Linked DNA regions of Homo sapiens: region 2 is linked to region 1. Evidence: chromatin loops called from intact Hi-C (ENCODE). Cell type or tissue: PC-9. All regions are shown on one strand. Links, peaks and the distances in the headings refer to the core of each region. The heading gives the core; the rest is flanking DNA.

Region 1 (9,444 bases), core at 4,306-6,805:
TATGTATGAACCATAGCTTATTCATTTATTCATTTAATGAAATGAGAACACACCATATTTTGACATAATTTCAGATGTGTTGAGTTTTTTATCATAAAGCTAACACATGCTTATAAAACTCAATCAATACAGCAATATACGCCAAGCAGAATGCTTGTCTCCAGTAAACTCATCTCTCTTACAGAAATAATCACTGCATTATAGAGTTTGATGTATATTTGAATTACAGTTTGATATACAGAACTTTCTCAAAATGGGATCATACTATAAACTGTTATAAAACTTTGTTTACTTTTAACAACATAACCATAATGTCTTTCCACATCAGTGTCTATAGATCTACTTCACTCTTTGAAATCGCTGCATATCATTTTATAGGTTGTTTTGAATTTAACCATTGCAATGGTTTGAATCTGTACCCCAAAAAGCTTGTGTTGAAAACTCAATCACCATTGTAAAAGTATAAAGGGGTGGAACCTTTAAAACATGATTAGTTCATGAGGGCTTTGCTCTTATGAATGAATTTAATGTTGCTATTGCTGGAGTAGTTTCCTTATAAAAAATAAATTTGGCCCTCTTCTCAATCTTTCTCTTGCCCTCTCTTGCCCTTTCACCATGGGATGATGTAGCAAGAGAAGCCCTCTCCAGATACTGGCCCCTTGATCTTGAACTTTCCAGCCTCCAGAACCATAAGCCAATATATTTCTGTTCATAATAAATTACCCTGTCTGTGGCATTCTGTAATAGCAGTACAAAATGGACTAAGACAAGGATGTTCCTATAGATAGGCATATAAATGTTTCTAACTCTTTGCTAACTCGGCAATGCTACAATTTTAAGACACCTGTGAGCCAGAACTGCTTATGAGCTTTTTGAAGAGGACTGCCCATCTGGAGGAAGAGAAAATAGAGATATCATCAGGAATATTTCCTTGAATCCTGGGAGCAAGGAACAGATTAGATGCTAAGTGACAATGGGCCAGTGCCTGGATATTAGGAAATTACCTGATAAGCTCTTTGCCATCAATCTATATGGGATCACTGGGTTCCCCCACATTTTACTGAAATTCAGGCAAGATTAGGAGTTGCTATCCAGGGTTCCTGCACAACAAATTGGATTAATATTTCAAGTCACATCATGGACACAGAAATGTAGTAACATGACGAGGGTTCCCTCCTACTTGCTAAACCCTTCTTCTGCCAACATATTCCAAGAGAAAGTGAGCTGCCTGCTAACACAGAAAGGAGCTTCCCACAGGGGCTATTCAAGAGCTGAGGCCCTGGATAAAGATTGAGAAAGCTCGAACCCTAGAAGAAGGAGGAGAAAGCCTGGAACAAAGTAACCGCAAGGTCAGGTGGTGTTAGTGTTCTCATGGGTGAGGCTGTGTTGACAGAAAGTTACACATGGTACCTCTGACTCCAGGAGTGCCAGCAAAGGAGGTCACAGAACACATCCAGTGGCAGCCCAGGGATAGCACCATTATGCACCTTCCTGTGGCCAGAGCCACAGATGCTATCAACAGGGGTCAGGTCATGAGCTCCATGAGGACAATGACCCCATTTTAATCGTTTCACTAAACCCAGAGATGAATTATTGTTAAGTGGTTGTTCAGTTGAATGTAAATAACAAAAGCAGCTCAGCCTTGGTCTACAAGCATCACTAGCCCCATGCACAATACCATGCTCCGGAGAGCCAGGGGTTATACAAATGAAATTGGTGAGAAAAAGTGGCCACCGATGGGGAAGCTTGGTCGGGGCAGAGCTCGGCTTAGGTTTATTTGCTCAAAGCAGAGGCAAGGCATGGGAGAGTAGGGGTACTTGTTGTCAGCCAGAACCTGAAATCCTGGGCTCCGCTGAAGAATTAAAGGAGGGCAAATGAGAAGGGGCAAGGCTTGACCTCGTCTCAGATGAACACACTCACACTTCCAGCATTATGGCTGCTCAGAAGCATCAAAAATGGAATTAATTTTCCTCTGGGAAATCTCAGCTGATTCTCAACTTACAGGAGAGAGGAGAGATAGCAGACCTGCTTTATAATCCCTCTCAGAAGTTTCTGGATCCCTTTTATTTCTGGTAAATATGTATAAGGAACTAACCAACAATGTTAGCTAAACAACAAATGGATAGGAAAAGAAAGTTCCAGAAAGTTTTAAATTGTAGAAGTTGATGTTCAGATTGCTGTCTTCCATACTTGGTGCAAATTTTCCTGAAGTAGCCAGTTAATACATAGGGCTCAGAGAACGGAAAGATGACAACTATTTTATCAGCAGCTCTTCAAATTGCCACAACTTTCCCCAAAAGCAGTGTTTATTACTATTCTTCTAACTTTTAACTTGACAAAAGACTCTTATATGGGGATCTCAAAGCTCCTAAATAACAGTGATGCTTGACATAAAGACAGTGAAAGGAGAGTTCAAAGCTTTGCACAGATACTCCTTAGTGCTTTCCATATCCCATGATCCTTCTGATGAAATCCCAAAGTCCATAGAGTCTCCAGCCTGTGTTACCACTTCAGGGCCTCTCCATCAACCTCTTACAAATATGAACAAAGCCCCTGGGCCCCCAGGTGACTGATCCACTGTCATATACTAGTTTGGCGCCTGGGCAAACAAAATGTTCCATGGCCAAGAGGACTTCTGTATCTAGTCCAACAACAGTCACACACTGACTGTAGGAGACCTTCCAGCTATACTGGAACCTCTGTCTTTATTCCTTCAGAAGCAGGGTGCACCCACAGGTTTCTGGCAATTTCTTACCCAAGGACCCAGGGCAACCTACACCCACCTACACTCAGGGCCACCTACACCACCTTGTGGTTAATCGTAAGGGAGCATGAAAGAAGAGCACTGCATCCTGCCTGCGATCAGGGCTTGCTTGTATTCCTGCTCTCTGGGACCACTGCCTCAGACCCCTCTACCTGTGGAACCCTGAGCCTCCGGGCCACTGTAACCTTACAGACATAGCTAAGACCACTGAGCCTTGCTATTCTCCTTGGACTTGCCACATTCTACCTACCCCATCTGTCTTATCTTTTCAGTTTTTCGAGTCCTGGATTCTCAGCATATTTGTCTGTCACCTCAGGTAACTACCTGCCTGACTTTGTTAAATTCACCTGAATCCTCAGACTCCCTGGCCTCACACTACTTTTAATCACAGCAGTGTAACCTGGAGAGGTGGAGAGGGATAGAGTGACAGGTGCCTGTCAGCCAACATTAAGAATGTCCCTTGCCCTCGAAGAGTCACTGGGGCTGACACAAACAAGACATAGCAAAATGAATTGGTATAGGCCAGGGTGCCATAGTTGAGGTCCAGCCCAGTTCCTAGTCTGGGGTCCCCTCTTATTCCCATAGCAGGGGACTTTTGATTCTTACCTGGCCCAGGCTTATCTCCATCTGCAGAGCCTATGCTGGAGTAGGAGAGATTTAAAGTATCTCTGCCTAATCAAGAGTCAGAACCAATCACACTCACACTCGCCACTTGTCCAACCTCGGGACCTAAAATTCTGCCTCACTTCCAAAGACCAGTGCCCACTCTGGGTCCTGTTTCTGATATCTGGGACCTGGTCTTCCCTGTATCTTTGCCCATGTCATGCCATTCTGAGTAAACCTTGTCACTCCCTCTCCCAGGACCTGGAATGACCAGGATTCTGGTTAATCAGCTTGTGTTCCTTTAATCCTGAGCCTTTCTTAGAATCAGAGACAAAAAAAGAGAGCCTGGTGTGGGTGTGTTGAGAGGGTGTGAGGTGAGAGTGTAGGTGGCATGATCAATCCTACAGTAATGTGTGCTCCCGGCCCTGTGAGCCTGCTAGCCGCTTTCACAGCTGCTGACTAATACCTTCTCCCAGCCTCATCTTGGGAATATGATCCCTTTCACATGCACTCAGTGAGTGCACTCGCAATGACCCCTTAATTGGAAGTGCCAGGACCTCTGAAAATAACCTAGGGAGAGACAGAGCTAGCCAGCCTGGGATAATGCAGTTTCCTAGCACTTGCCACTGGCTCAGCTTAAACTGACTCCATGTGGAAGATTTGGCTACTGTGCTTTAGAGAAAGTGCCTCAAGTCTTGCTTGTTTTTGACAAATGGGCTCCAGAGTGGCTGGGCCTGATCCTAACATTTGGTTTGCATTACACATACATTGCACAAATCTATCTGCCCTGAGGGAACTGCTCTCTATTTTTAGGGTGGCTTCAATGAGAAGGCAGAAAGAGTGAAGAGAGGAATCACTATTTGGACTCAAACATGGCCAAATTGCTGATACAGCAGATAATACTTGGGGCCGACCTGGTGATCTAGTCATCTTAGAGTTCATGAATCAAGGAAGGAAACGCCTGGGGATAGCCTAGCAGGGAGAACGGAAGTCAGGCTCTCAGAGACAACATAAGGAAAATACTAAGCCCGGAAGTTCTAAAGGGGATCATGGTTAATAGAAGGTGAAAGTTTTCAGAGTAATTTAAATATGATTCTAATAATGTAATCCCAAACAATCTCAATGATGATTTAAGTGGGGCTGGGACAAGTAATTTGTGTGTGTGTGTGTTTAGTTGATATTTGCTGCATTAAATTCTTAATGTATACCTGATACCGTGCTAAACTCTGTATAAACATTTCCACATTCAATCCTTAAGGCAACTATATTTAGTAGGTACTCTTATTACACCCATTTTACAAATGAGAATACTGAGGTTCACAAGGTTAATTGGCCAAGGTCATACAATTGGTAGATTTCCCAAATCTGGATTTGAAGCTAGACCGTCTGACTCCAGAGCCCGTGCTCTTAACCATTACCTACATGAAAGAGAGGCATAGTCCTGACAGAACAATACCAGGATGCATAAAGCCTTCTAGATTAAGCTAGAAGTTATGAAAATACTAAACAAGTTATATCCAAAACAATACTAACACAGTAAGGATAGGCCTACTTTTTGGAGGCAAATGGTATAGCCCAGGATAGCAAATAGGTTTCAACATGCATAACAATTCCAGTTGACGGGGCAAGGCTACCTGGAGCACAGTGTTACGGAAGTATCTGAGACAGTGTCCAGGCTGAATTGGAAAGAGTGCTGAGGCTGATTACCAAAATCTGTGATGGATGAAGGAGAGGGGAAGGATGGCAGATGTGCTATGTATTTGCCATTCATAACAGAAGTCCACAGGTGTCAGAGAGAGGGAGCAGGATTCCTACAAGAAAACAGGCAAAGGTTGAGATAGATATGTAGCCAGCAACAGAGAGGTCTAAACAGGATGAAAGGTGCCTGCCTAGAAGGTGGCTGCACGTGGCATTGGCAAAGTATGCACGCTGCTGGCTCTCCCAGCTTGCTCTTCAGCAGTCACCAGTCAGGTATCCAAGAGTAACTAGGAAAGACAGTATTCAGGAAAGAAATCAGGCAGTGACTCTGGGACTTGATATGTGGTCTCAAAAAAGCAAGAGCCAAAGGCTTGGTCCCTAGAGGACAAATCAGAGTGAGGTCAGCAACAAGGCTGAGGAACGCTGACAAGTGATGGATTTTGGGTCTGCAGATGTCTCTCCACGCAGGGTCTGAAATGGTTTTAGAATACAGAGAGGGGCTGAGCCAGCCAATAGGAATTAAGTGGCCTTGTTTGTTTGTGAAGCTTGAGAAAGGACAAGGCAGGAAGCAGTATGTCCTCACACCCACCCTATGAATAGAGAATGAGGGAGAACTGGTTTGGCAATCAGTCAAGGGAAAAAGGCTGGGAGGCTTTTGGTTGACCACTAACTTAAAAAGAAACAACAGCTAACAGGGCTGCTACGAAAGTAAATACAATCTGCACCAGCCCCAGTGTGGTGTCCAGATCAAGGGGAAAGAATACGTATTTTGCATTTGTAAAACCACATCTGGGGAATTGTGCCTAGGTCTGGACAGCCCACATTAAGGGGGCTGGGGCAAACTACAGAGGATAGCGTGATCTTAGACAAGGTGCAGTTGTAGTGACTGAAGCTGGGTTTTGTTTTTGTTTTCTGGTCCAGAGAACCTTTGAGGAACATGTTAGCTTCTTCTAGCCAAGGGGCTGACCTTTGGAGCAAGGATTTGACTTATTCATAGTAACTCCTGAGGGAAGTAGAACCAGTGGGTGACAGTTACAGGGAGACTAATTTTATGCAATAAATGAGGATATTTCCAACAATTAAGACAGCTTTCCCCTAGATTATTTCCCCACGGGCTACTCTCCAGCTGAATGCTAATAGCCATGGGTAAGTCTGGGGATCTTAGAGTTAGTCAAAGTAAGCAGGTTTCTTCATTGCTGGATTCGTCAAATCCTTTAATGTGTTAGTATGCTTTAAATTTCTCCAAGAAGCTGTCCCAAACTTAACTGACCACAGAATCAAACTCTTCTTTTATTTATTAATTTAGTTTTCATGACTCATCTCTTAATGTCTCCTGAAGCAAGTCCTCTGTGAAATACCCTTGAGAATGTTAGACTAAAGTCATCCATCCTATAAGGAAATGGGTCACTTTGTGAAGAAAGTGAGAGACCTGTCCCAATTTGAGCGGGTGTCCTTCAAACTCTATCTGAGAAAAGATTGTAGAAGAAATTGCTTCATAGAGAAGAAGTTTGCATTAGATGACTCTTGATTCCATTGCCTACTTTAATGACATTTGTGCCACAAACAAACATTTCCAAAGGAGGCTGAGTTAATTTCAACCTTAACAGATCCCTAAAATGATATAGCGGTCACATGTGAGAATATTCAGCTAGTAACACCTCCTGAGATTGTATAGGCCTAGCAAGAGTGTGTTTTTGGTATATGTGGGTTTGTAATGTTTTATAGGGCTAGTGCTGCCCCCAACAAAATGCCTTACCAAACTTACAGAACCTTCCGGGAGTCCTTCATGTTCATCTCAAGTTGATTTCTGGGAGTGTTTTTCTGCTTCTGATTCTTCAAATCTTGCAGAGTTGCTTTTATCTAAGATATATCCATGACTAACCTTTAAAATGACTTAACTCCATCTGCTATGGACTGAAAGTTTGTGTCCCCCCCAAAAAAATCATATTTTGAAATCTAACCCCCACTGTAATGATATCTGGAGGAGGGGGCTTTGGGAGATAATGAGAGCATGAGGGTGAAGCCCTCCTGGATAGGATTAGTGCCCTTTTAAGAAGAGGTCAGAAGGCTATGGAACTCTCCCTTCACCATGTGAGTATACAACAAGAAGTCAGCAGTCTGCAACCTGGATGAACCAACCATACTGGCATCCCAATCTTGGATTTCTAGCCTCCAGCACTGTAAGAAACTTGTTATTTAAGCCAGCTAGTCTATGGTAATTAGTTATAGCAGCCCAAACTGACAAAGACCACCATCTTAAACTTTTAGAAAGGGGAATTGGGATATAAACTTTAAAATAATCTTAAGAGCTGTACGTCTACTGTAAGCATAATGTACAGTGGCATAACTAGCAAAAAAATAAAAAAAGGTGGGGGGACCCAGTATAAAATCTGATACACCTGGGTTGAATGAAAAAGACCCCACCCTTTTCAAGCAAAGGACAAGGGTGTAGTTACACAAGGTCAGGTTCTGGTTAAGGGATGGGCTAAGAAAGAGCACTTTCTTCTCTGAAACATAGCTAAACTGATTAGAAAGAAAAGACAGATGCCTCAGTAGGACAACAATATAATTTTTATATTACTAGGTACCACTCTTCCATAAACATCCTAGGCAGTCGTGGAATTGAGGCTCATCCTCTTGTCAGCAACTGGCCCAGCAAGGGTGACTCCACTGACTTTCCCTGTCAGAGGATGTGCTCCTGCCTGCACTCACCCACCTAGCCTCAGCTCCCCTAAAAACAACAAAGCTGGCTCTCAGATCCGGCATATTCTCCTCACTCCCGTGCATGCCAGCTATTGGGAAAGGGAGAAAGAACAACTCCTTACCTGAGCTCTGAGGCCTCTTGTGATCTGATCCCTTCCCACCCCTGTGACCTCACCTCCCACTCCTCCTCTCCCATCATTCACAATCCTCCAACCACCCCCAACTTCTTGCTGTCTTTGAACCCATCAAGCCAGTTCCTATTTCCAGGCCTTTGCATTTGCCATTCCTGCTGCCTGGAATTCTCTTCCCCAACCCTTTGCACTTGTCTTATTCTCACTTCCTTTAAGCCTCTGCTTAAATGTCACCTCCTCAAAGGATTCCTCTCATTACCCCAAAATAACCACCAAATCTTCACTCACGATCCCCTTATCCTACTTTATGTTTCAGTAGCGTTTTTCATCACCTGACCTTAAATTATACATCCATTTGTTTCCTTGTTTACTTCAGGCAGCCCTAAAGCGTACGTCTGCTGGAGAGATGAGATGCCCAGGAAACAGGCTTTGAGAAACTGGACTTCACTCCACCCAGTACTGCAGCAAGTGCACCAAAACACCCAAGGTGGCTCCCTGTCATTGCTCTTGGTGGACAAGCATACATCAGTTCCAGCCTCCAGCACCGTTGGGAGGGTCCTGGAGGACCAACTCCTAGCACCTTCCAGTCTGATTCATTCATATGAGAATCATCAGCTGCTGAGGCCCCCCAGGACCAGAAACCCAGGAAAACTGCCACCTTGACTGGAGTCCCACCATATTCTATCTCTGCAGAGCTGTCCTTCTGTGTGGGGTCAGTTGCAACCTTTATGTGAAAGAGAGAAAACAGATTCTTTGCTGGTAGCTTTTGGTATCATCATATCAATAACCATAAATCACATCACTGTCTCATTGTCACAACTGAACAAATCAGAGCTGTCTGTCTCGTTCCCCATTGTATTATCAGTGCATAAACAGTGCCTGACACATAGTAGGTGCTCAATAAATGTTTTTTATGTCCAAATAAAAGAGCAGTGGAAGATCCTCTACAAGTGAGAGGGCAGAAAATTATAAGGTAAATAGGGAGGAACGGGGGGTGGAGGGCAGCCTTCCCCTTCAGAGGGAGATGACTCCAGAGGTGCTCCTGACTTTATGACAATAGCTTATAGCTTATGACCCTCACCAATACTCTCTTACCCAGACATGACTCACAGGCTTCTGGGGTCAATGTGCCCATTAGGGAATTGCCTCCAGTGCTCAGCTGGGATTCTTCCCTGATGATGAACTCCAAAATTTATGAAATTAGAAGACATCACCCTCATTGCTCAGGAGAATTGTAAACTTCTTCTACCAGACTTGCTCCCAATCTCCTTCTAACACAGACCACCAAAACTTGCTGTCAGGCTATGACCTTGAACTTGCCCCAATGGCTCTAAGCTCTGACTTCCCTCCTCCATTATGGCTCACACCTGTTTCCTGGCCCAGCTCTGCTCCTGGGGCTTGTTTCCAGTGCCTCCTCTTATTTCCTTTGTCCTCCACTAATGGGACCTGGAAATGCACCCCCATAGAGCATCCACACCGCTCCAGGAAACAAGACAAATTGATAGAACATCAAAGGGACAAAATCAAATGCTCATCTCAACATCC
Region 2 (9,444 bases), core at 4,201-6,700, 64 kb before region 1:
CCTGTTAAAGCTACAGACTTTTGGGCCTCAACAGCAGAGATCCAGCAAACCTGAAATGAATCTGCATTTTGAGCATGCATCCCCAGGAGATGCTAATATATGAGATGTAGGGGACACACACAAGTGTGCAAATGCACAGGCACACACACACCTGACTTACATAAGGGAGAACACTAGCTCACTTAAGAACCTACTCAATTCATGAAGAAAATGTTAACACACGCTGGGAAACTTGCTATTACCTGATACTATTTGTTATACTTTATTGTTAATGTCACTAACAGTAATATCTTTCCTTTCAAAAGACTTTGCTATTTCAGAAGCACTACTATTAGGTTGGTGCAAAAGTAATTGCAGTTTTTGCCACTACTTTCCATAGTATAACCACAATTACTTTTGCACCAACCTAATACTTACATATCATCTTGCCTCATCCTCCCAGTTACCCATTATGAGGTAGGCTGAGAGAGGTATAAGTCTCCCCACTGGGGCGGTGAGAAACAGACGGATTAAGGTGGTACTGATCAGCTAATAAGTGGCTGAATGATGACAAATTACTTGAGAACAGCAATATTATTTTTGTGTGGTCCCAAGAGTAGATATTAGCCAAACTCTGGAACTTCCTTTTGTCATGCCAAACCCCTATTAACTCCAATCAGGATGGCAACAGGTTCAAGAGGCCAAAGAAGAGACCCAGAGCCAGCAAACGAGACATGGGGCTTTACTGGGGGCTTAATACAGGGGAGATTGTCCGGTGGCAGTGGGCTGGACAAGATAACTGCATGGCCCAGGGGTGGTGGGCTGGGCAGGAAAACTGCAACAACTTGCAAACAACCTGCAGTTTATACAGCATTTTCACTTAACACCCTCCTCTTAATGACCTCCATGTGACAACCTTCATTTAACCCAAAACTCAGGGCCTTTATCCCCTGTACAACCATGTTACCTGGGATGGGATGGGGGTTTAGCTGTTCCTCATAGACAAGGAATGAATCTCCAGGTTGGCCACTCCCAGATTCCCTAGCTCAACACACATTCAGGTGCATCTGCTTAGGATGTGCTTAAGTTATTGCTGTCAGGTGCCTTTACCGTACACCTTTCCAGGCCCAAATTTAGCTTCATTTGTGCCAGGTGCTACCTGTTTCCAGCGCCTTCGAAAGGAGAGCACAAAATCTTTTCTTGGAAAATCTATCAAGACAATTCCTCTCCCATCCTAGTCTGAACCCTGGCTCTGTACTTTGCCTGTTTCTAAGCTTCTGTTGGTTTCAATCAGGATTGTTCCCATCCTTTTCTATGCTTGTGCTTGCTCTTTAAGCCTTTGGTGGTCCCTGGGTCTGTGTGAGCCTTTGCCAATACTCAGGTATCATTTCTCCAACTCCATAAGACACTTTCGTTTTGTTACTCCAAGCCTCTGAGGGTACCCCTCAAAACTTCTCTCCAGAATGCAGCTTTGCCTCTAGCTTGAAGGCCACTTTTGTCCCACCCAGATGGCAGATAGCACTCTAGAAAAACTGAAAATTCTCTTAATGGGAAATAACACTTTCTATTAGCAGAGAACACAGCTGTCTCATCTTTTGCTGTCATACACAGAGGCTTTTACATGCCACTTTGCCTGGGAAAGTCCTATTTTATGCCTGGTGCTCAAGTGTGATTATTAATAGCTCCCTCTTTCACTCTTGGAAGTGTCTTAGATTGGACGATAAATTAGATGACCAGCCTACTCATTTGACATCTCTCCCCAGGAACTCAGCTCCTATGTTTTAGAATAACTGATGGCATTTGGTGCCTCTCAACACTGGTTTAGGCAGCAGAATTATCCAGGGATCTTGTTAAAAATAGATTTAAAGCCCCTGTCACTCCCCTCACACCAAAAAACTACAACAGCAGCATTTTTGGAGTAGAACTAAAGAATCTGTAGTTCGAGAAAGTTCCCAGATGATTCTCATTGTGTTCTTCTACAGACCCAAGTTTGGGACCTACTCCTCACTTGCATTTCTGCTCTACCCCTCCATAGCTGTGTGACCTGGGCAGATTACTTAATTGCTCTAAATCTATTTCCATTGGTGAGAGTAGGCAAACTGCTGTAAAAAGCACTCTGAGAATCTTGGTGGCTTAACACAATATAGATTTATTTCTCAGTCATATCACAAAACAGTGCAGGCTGGAAGGGGTTTCCATCTCAGATGGATATGCAGGTCTAGACTCCTTCCATCGGGCTCCATGCTCTCCTCAGAGTTATCTGCTGGATTTTCTAAGCCAAGCTGGAAAAGAGAGAGCATGGAGCATTGTACAGAAGTTTTTATGAGTCAGGCCTCGAATGGCATGCATTACATCCAGCCATAGTCCACTGGACAAAATTCAGTGACATGGTTGCCCATAACCACAAGGAAGGATAGAAAATTGTCATCTGGTTATATGCTTAGGAGGAAAATGAGTGATCAAATAAACAATTATTCAATCTCTGCCGTAGACCCCCAATCTGGTCATCAAATATTTGTGTAACCTTCCTCTTGTAGGCAATCCAAAGGAGACAACCCCAAAGTCCCTCAAAACCCCACCCAGTCTCTGCACCCAGATTAAGTCTAGGATCTCCAAGGGCTGCATGGTCCCCTCCATCAAGTCTAGATGTGACCTCTTCTAGTCTAGAGATCTGTCACTTTGGATTAAAAAACCAATTTACCTGCTTCCCATTCCCCCTCCCCCATATAAACCCAATATACTATGATGGGTTAGGGGCAGGGTATTCTCAATAGAAACTCTCATTTAGAAAGGGATAGAAGAGAGATGTAGCAACATTGGCCCTTATCTAGACAGTCAGTAAGAAGGCTCCCTCCCCTGGGGTAGAAGAAGTAATTTAGTTACAACGTAATTCTGCACTCTGGGAAGAACTCCTTTGTCCTTCATTCTCTAGGGCCCCTGGTTTGGCCCTTTGTGGTGTTTTTTCTAGTTGATCATTTCTTTGTCCCTGTCTGAAGTCTGGAGAGCCGCAGTGTATGTGCTTATGGAGTTTATGTGCTTGGAGCTTTTATAGGAGTGAGGCAAATCTGGAAGTCCAGGTGTTGTTTTGTACCTTGGAAAGTCCAGGCTCGTGATTTCCTTGGCAATAGAATGCTTTCAAACACTTCCTAGGCTTCCAGTGTACTTTCTACCAGTCAGTCCCACGGGCCAGTAACAACACCCAAAGTTCTTTCCTAGATGTACTCCTCAAGCCTGGTTTCTTCCTTTCCTTCTTCATCTCCATGATTTATTCTCTCTATCTCTCCTTAACAGTGGCCACCTTGAAGTTGTCCAAAACAAGATGAAGGAAGGACACACACCTAAAGTGACTTTTTTCTTAAAGGGCTAAGTCACTCTGTTCAGTTGAGGAATGTTACTAGATCTTTGTCACTCAAGGTCTGTATACATTTTACCTTTTAGGATCAAGAAGCAGTTAATTCTTTCACACCTGATGTCCAAAATTTCTGGACTCCTTCTACACTCTTCCACTGTGGCTCGTAAACTGGCCAGTTTGTTTAGCTTACCTTTTTTCTTTTTTCTTCTTCGGGTAGTACCTTGTCAAGGAGAGCTAATAATAGTCATACTCTCACTAACACTCTGTTATTTTCCAACTATTTCCCCTGGAGCTACAGCTTCAGTGCACATGTAAACTCTGTGCAAATTAAGCGAGGTGACAGTTTTACCAAATGTTTCACCACTGCATAATGTAGGTTGCCATCTTTCCAGCCTTTGATGTCAGTTTTCTTGGTGTCCATTACTCAACTGCTAAGCCAATGTCACATGTTTTGGAGTTTTGTTTTGAAAGACCCCCATACTTCAAGGCATCGATATAAGTGTGCTATCTAATATAACAACCAGAATAAATATTTATTTCTTGCTTATATTGCCAAGGTGTGTTCTATTTCACACATTCATCCTGGGACTCAAGCTCCTTCTATCTAGTGGTTCTAAGTTTCCCATGGAGTTCCCAGGCTTTGGAGTTTTCTACTGGAGTCTGCCTTCATTCAGTAGGTAAGGAAAGAGACATAGGTTGGAGGATTGGGTGAGGGGTTTTTATGGGCCAGTGGAGTACACCACTTATCCCCTAGCCTTATCTAACTGCAAGACAGCCTGGGTTGTGAAATTTGTCTGTATCCCAGGGAGAAAAGAGAAGTGGTTTGATAAATAACTGATAATGAAGCAGTCTTTGCATGCTTTATCTGTGAAATGGGAATAATAATAATATCTACCTCAATGGATGTTGTGTGAATTACATGAAATAACTAATGTATGTAAAAAACTTAGTTCAGCATCAGGCTCACAGTAAATGCATAATATATATGCTTATTTTTAGTTATTATCATGCACATTTTCAATGCTGGCTGAAATTAAACATTCTGCATAAGATGTCTCTATCTAGCTTGAAATTGTTGAGCTCTCAACTACTCAACTGCTCCATTATGAAAGAAAATCTATCAAAGGTGAATTCCTGCCTCAGAGACAGGGCTATTCTAGGGAGTTCACAAGTCACAGACATTAAACTCTTTCAATAGAGAGAGTCACACCAGTGAGAACAACCCGCAGAAAGTCATTCTACAGGAAGAGCCAGGACAGCAGGCTTCACTGTGGTCCAGAGTAAGAGGATAGATGTCAAGAGAAAAGGTATACACTGCTGAAATTCTGAGCTAGAAATTCCACTCAGAGAAGAGATTAATCTTGAGCCCCCAGCTGTGTGCCCGGAATGTGAGTAGAGGGCATGAGAGAACAGGCACACCACCATTGCTATGTACAAAGAGCCTGGGACCTGGACCATTAATTTGTTATGTATTTGGAAGACAATGGTTTGTTTCCCTAGGTCTACCCATGAAAGGCTATTTTGCCCATTAGTTAGTGAATTTAGAAGGATTCAAATAGATGTAATGATAAGAGTTGATAGCCCTGGTTTTCCATTTTAGTTCTTCTACCAGCCAACTGTGTGGCATTTAAAAAAAAATCATTTTAACCTTCAGATTCTAAGCTTATACCTATTAAATGAAATAATGCCGTGGTGGATTTGTATCGTGTCAATTTAGCTAAATTAGAGCTATGTTTCCCAGAATTTCTTTCTCTGCACAGTTCTAGGTTAGCTTGGCCATAAGAGACATTCTGTGCACAATTTGCAAGGCAGAAGTGAAGCAGAAGCCATATTTATCTCAGGCTCAGATTTGGTGCAAGACACCAGGTGCTGTTGTAGCTCATGAACTTTGTGACAGCTGATCTGATGACTCACCTTGATGGCACAGTGTGGCAGCCAGGCCTGTAGCCACTCTAGCTCCTGCTGAATCTTCCTTCAGCCTCTCCAGCAACTGAGTCATGTGCTTGTTTAGCTTTGTGATGAAAGGTCCCAGTTTCTCCTGCAGATCATGCATCATCAAAGATGAAGGCTTAGAAGGAGCGTAAGACCCATGCAAGTTCCAGTCTGTCCTTTGGTTCCAGCTTATCCTTAAGGGTTTCAGACTGTCTTTGTTCTCCTCCACTTCATGTCTTGCTTTTCTTCTTATATTAGCTGTCTGTTGCTGGACAACAAAGGACCCCAGATAAGAAGTTTGAGACAACAAAATTTATAATTTCACATGGTTTCTTAGGGCCAGAAATCTGAGAGAGGCCTAGTGGGTGATTATGGCTCAAGGTCTCTCATGAGGTCTTGGTCAAATTCTTGGACAGGGCTGCGGACTTACTTGGGCCCGGAGAACCCACTTCCAAGCTCCCCCAGTGTTTGCTAGCTGGCTTGTGTTCCTCGCTGGCTGTTGGCCAGAGATTTCGGTTCCTTGTCACGTGGGTCTCTCCACAGCATTACTACAACGAGTCAGGTGGCTTCTTCCAGAATGAGTGATCCGAGAGAGAGAGAGAGAGAGAGAGCAAAAGAGAGTGACCAAAACAGAAGTCACAATTTATCTTATAACCCAATCTCAGAAGTGACATGCCATCACTTCTGCTGTATCTGTCAGTCACTCAGATTGCTACTGGCACCATATGAGAGGGGACTACACAAGGGTGTAAATACCAGGAAGCAGAAATCACTGGGGCCATCATAGAGGCTGACAGCTGCAGTTCCCTAACCCTTGCCCTACTCACTTCAGGACCCAGCACCAGATGCAAACAAAGCAAAACAAAACAAAAACAAACAAAAAACAGTCACACATACATTGTTTAACCAGATCCTACAATTGCAAAAGGCTAAATCCCCATAAAAATTCCTTATTCTTTATGGCTCCTAGTGGTCCTGCCTCTCTGACTTAATACAAGTATCTCTAACTGATACAAGTATTTACTTCACAAGATTCTTGTGAAAATGAATTAATAGGCTGGGCACAGTGGCTCACGCCTGTAATCCTAGCACTTTGAGAGGCCAAGGCAGGCAGATCACTTGAGGTCAGGAGTTTGAGACCAGCCTGGCCAACATGGTGAAACCCTATGTTTACCAAAAATAAAAATAAAAAATTATCTGGGCGTGGTGGTGGGCACCTGTAATCCCAGCTACTCAGGAGGCTGAGGCAGGACAATTGCTTGAACCCAGGAGATGGAGGTTGCAGTGAGCTGAGAGATTGTGCCACTGCATCCTAGCCTGGGCAACAGAGCAAGACTCTGTCTCAAAAAAAAAAAAAAAAGAAAAAGAAAAAGACAAAAAGACAGAACATGTGTTAATAATGTATATTCTTATATTCCAGAAATATAAATTGTTACTATTATTAGACTCTAGCCACCACATATAACCATATCTGTGGAAAAATACATCAAAGTTTCCAACTTGGGATGCTAGGAGCACATGTCCTCCCCTTCCTATTAAAGGATCTATTTCCCAAAGTCTTTGGCTGAGAGTGGAGGAAACTTAGGGCCAGAACTTTATGTGATATGAGTTTTGGGGTCCATGGCTTCTTTCAATAGAATCCACAGAAATACTTCCTTGGCCAGGCTGATTCCCAGGCACCTGCTTGATTTTCTTTTATTTTCACCAGTTGAAAAACAGGACTTGAGAACCCTAGAAGCTCAGAGTCTGGAGAGGTCTGTGATCATCTAGTTCCACTCTGGTTTTCCTGTTCATGAGTCTCAGGCTAGCCAGGGGGCAGACCGTCTCTGATGATAGTGCTCAATAGAGAAAACAGTATGGCACTTCCTCAAAAAATTAAACATAAGACTACCATGTTATCCAGCCACTACTGGGTATTTATCCAAGAGAACTGAAAGCAGGATCTCGAAGGGATATTAGCACTCCCATGTTCACTGCAGCACTATTATTACACTTAAAAATTTGTAACCATTCCTTTGTTTAAAAAAATCTATTAAATAATATAGGATATGAATGAGTCTACCTCATTCACCCAAAAATAACACTGTAATAATAAAATTTAATATTTTCTGAGTACTTACTAAGTCCTACTCCCTATGCTAAATGCTTTACATATAGTATCTTAACTACCCTTTATAACAATCCAATTAAATAGTAACTGTTCTTGACTTTATTTTACAGCTAAGGAATCCAAGACTTGCCCAAAGTCACTTACCTAAAATGCTAGGGCCTGGGTCAAGCCTGGCTGTTGGCTCCCTCAGAGCTCTGTTCTAACCATGTACATTCCTGCCTCATAGTGGAATGCCTGAGGAATGTGAAATAAGCAACTCCCACCCAGGCCAGGAGAAGAACCTGCCTTCTATTGACCAATGCACAATCCAATCCCAGGGACAAGTCCTTCCCAATAACCACACTCAACCAGTCCACTGTGGTTCACTTCTCTACCTTTTTGGCTGTAATCACTGAGGACCATGCCTTAACTACCTCAGTGTCTAAAAGGCTGTGACCCAGAACCTCACCTATTAACCTATATAAACATGCCATTGTTTTTCAGGAAATCCTTTAGGTCATTACTAGGTGAGGGTTTCTCTCTCTGTCTCTCTCTCTCTCTCACACACACACACACACACACACACTCACACACACCCCTGCAGTGTTTTTTCTGACCTTTTTGTCATCATAATTACTAATTTCAATTCTTAATACAACTTGGTATCCTCCAACAATCTCTGAGAAGTTGCTGTTGTTTTGTTGTTTTATTTTATAACTCCTCCTCAAAAATCTTTATTTTAGACTTTGAACCTCATACTACTTTCTTTTTAAAAACATTCTTGATTAATTTATTAAAATTATCATTTGCAATACATCTTCAAAGCATTTTCTTTTCAACAGGAAACTTTACTAAGCAAATATTAAATAAAAGACATTATTATATGAAGAATAAATTGATGTATGTATCCAGATCTCTGCCATGTATAGTCATTAATATCTGGAAAATCTTAAATAAATTGACAATTCTCTCTCCATCTGGGATCAATTAAAACCCAGCGACATCTTCAATTTCCTAGTTGACAAAAATCACCCCATCCTGAGAGGACAACCTTCCCCACTCTCTTCCCCACAAGATTGCTGACTGCCATTGTTATTCTGCCTCTCCAAAATTTCCACTTTCATTGTATGGCAATACATTATTAATAGACAGGATCTGATTAACTTTAAGTTAATGGGATCGAAAGCTTAAAGAAGGCCTTACTTGGGTCTTAAACTTAGAAGACCAACACTCCACTGTTTATAGTCTGTGGATAGAATCCGTTTTCTGCAGTTTCCTCATCATCAACACTGGGACTTATCCAATTAGATTTATATCTATGTAACCCATGGTACATTTTGAATCTTTTGTTTTCTTTTTCTGCAGACTGTGTCCACAGGTGAGCTTTTATAGGAAGAGGAGCCGTCTCTTCAGGAATTAGATGAATCTCTTTCATTCATGATCCCAGGAGCAAAGGTGGGACTAGGTGCCAAAACAGGAGTTGGTAGAGTTGATCTGGAAAGACACGACAGCATTATAAAAAGCAGATTATTGTGAAGCGAATCAAACTTGAGCTTCAGGGCCTGTCACTTGCTTTGGCTGCTTTCAAGTTTCTGAGAGGGACCCTAGCCATTTTTATTTGTCCACTTGTACCATTTTTCTTAAAGATTGATCCCCTCTCCAATGTTATAAGATTTAGCCCCCCAAATCTGTATGCATTCTTAGGTATTGCACTCCACACTAAAAAGAAAAAGAAACCCCTTGCAAGGGGAGGTAGTTCCCTTGCATAATCAGAATTGGACTCAGAATATGTGATCAGAGCCCTGGATGAATGAGGTGGGAGGGAGGGCAGGGGATGCCATCCTGAGAAATCAACAGCCTGGCATGGGAGGTCCCCCATATGGATGATAGCCATGACAGAGTACATACTCATAAAGGAGCACCTTATTAAGGCCCTTCATGGAGGACAGCCCCAAGGTGACCTGAGGCAGGGAAAAAAGAGCAGGAGAGCAGGGGCTCTGGCAGTCAGGAGAGAGCCCTGTGGGCCCAGTGGTCATCTCTTAACTCAAAGTCATCTTGTTTCGTGGAGTTTCAAAATTTCCAGTAGGTGCCC

The links. Peaks named below come from ENCODE experiments on the same cell type or tissue, not always from the same donor. Only the 100,000 strongest peaks of a DNase experiment are listed, where the experiment ranks them.
Region 2: it touches region 1 in a loop (6-fold over the local background); 2 of 110 quality-filtered maps call a loop at or near these places.

What each region holds. Positions count from the first base shown.
Region 1 is chr1:220,364,938-220,374,381 of GRCh38, reverse strand. No RefSeq gene overlaps it. Among named protein-coding and RNA genes, the nearest start is that of RAB3GAP2, 97 kb to the right of the region's middle. In PC-9, for the core only: no CTCF peak of the experiment used is centred there; DNase peaks (open chromatin) are centred at 5,291, 5,671 and 6,411; H3K4me3 peaks cover 893 bases; H3K27ac peaks cover 2,500 bases.
Region 2 is chr1:220,428,441-220,437,884 of GRCh38, reverse strand. No RefSeq gene overlaps it. Among named protein-coding and RNA genes, the nearest start is that of LINC02779, 54 kb to the left of the region's middle. In PC-9, for the core only: no CTCF peak of the experiment used is centred there; DNase peaks (open chromatin) are centred at 5,304 and 6,114.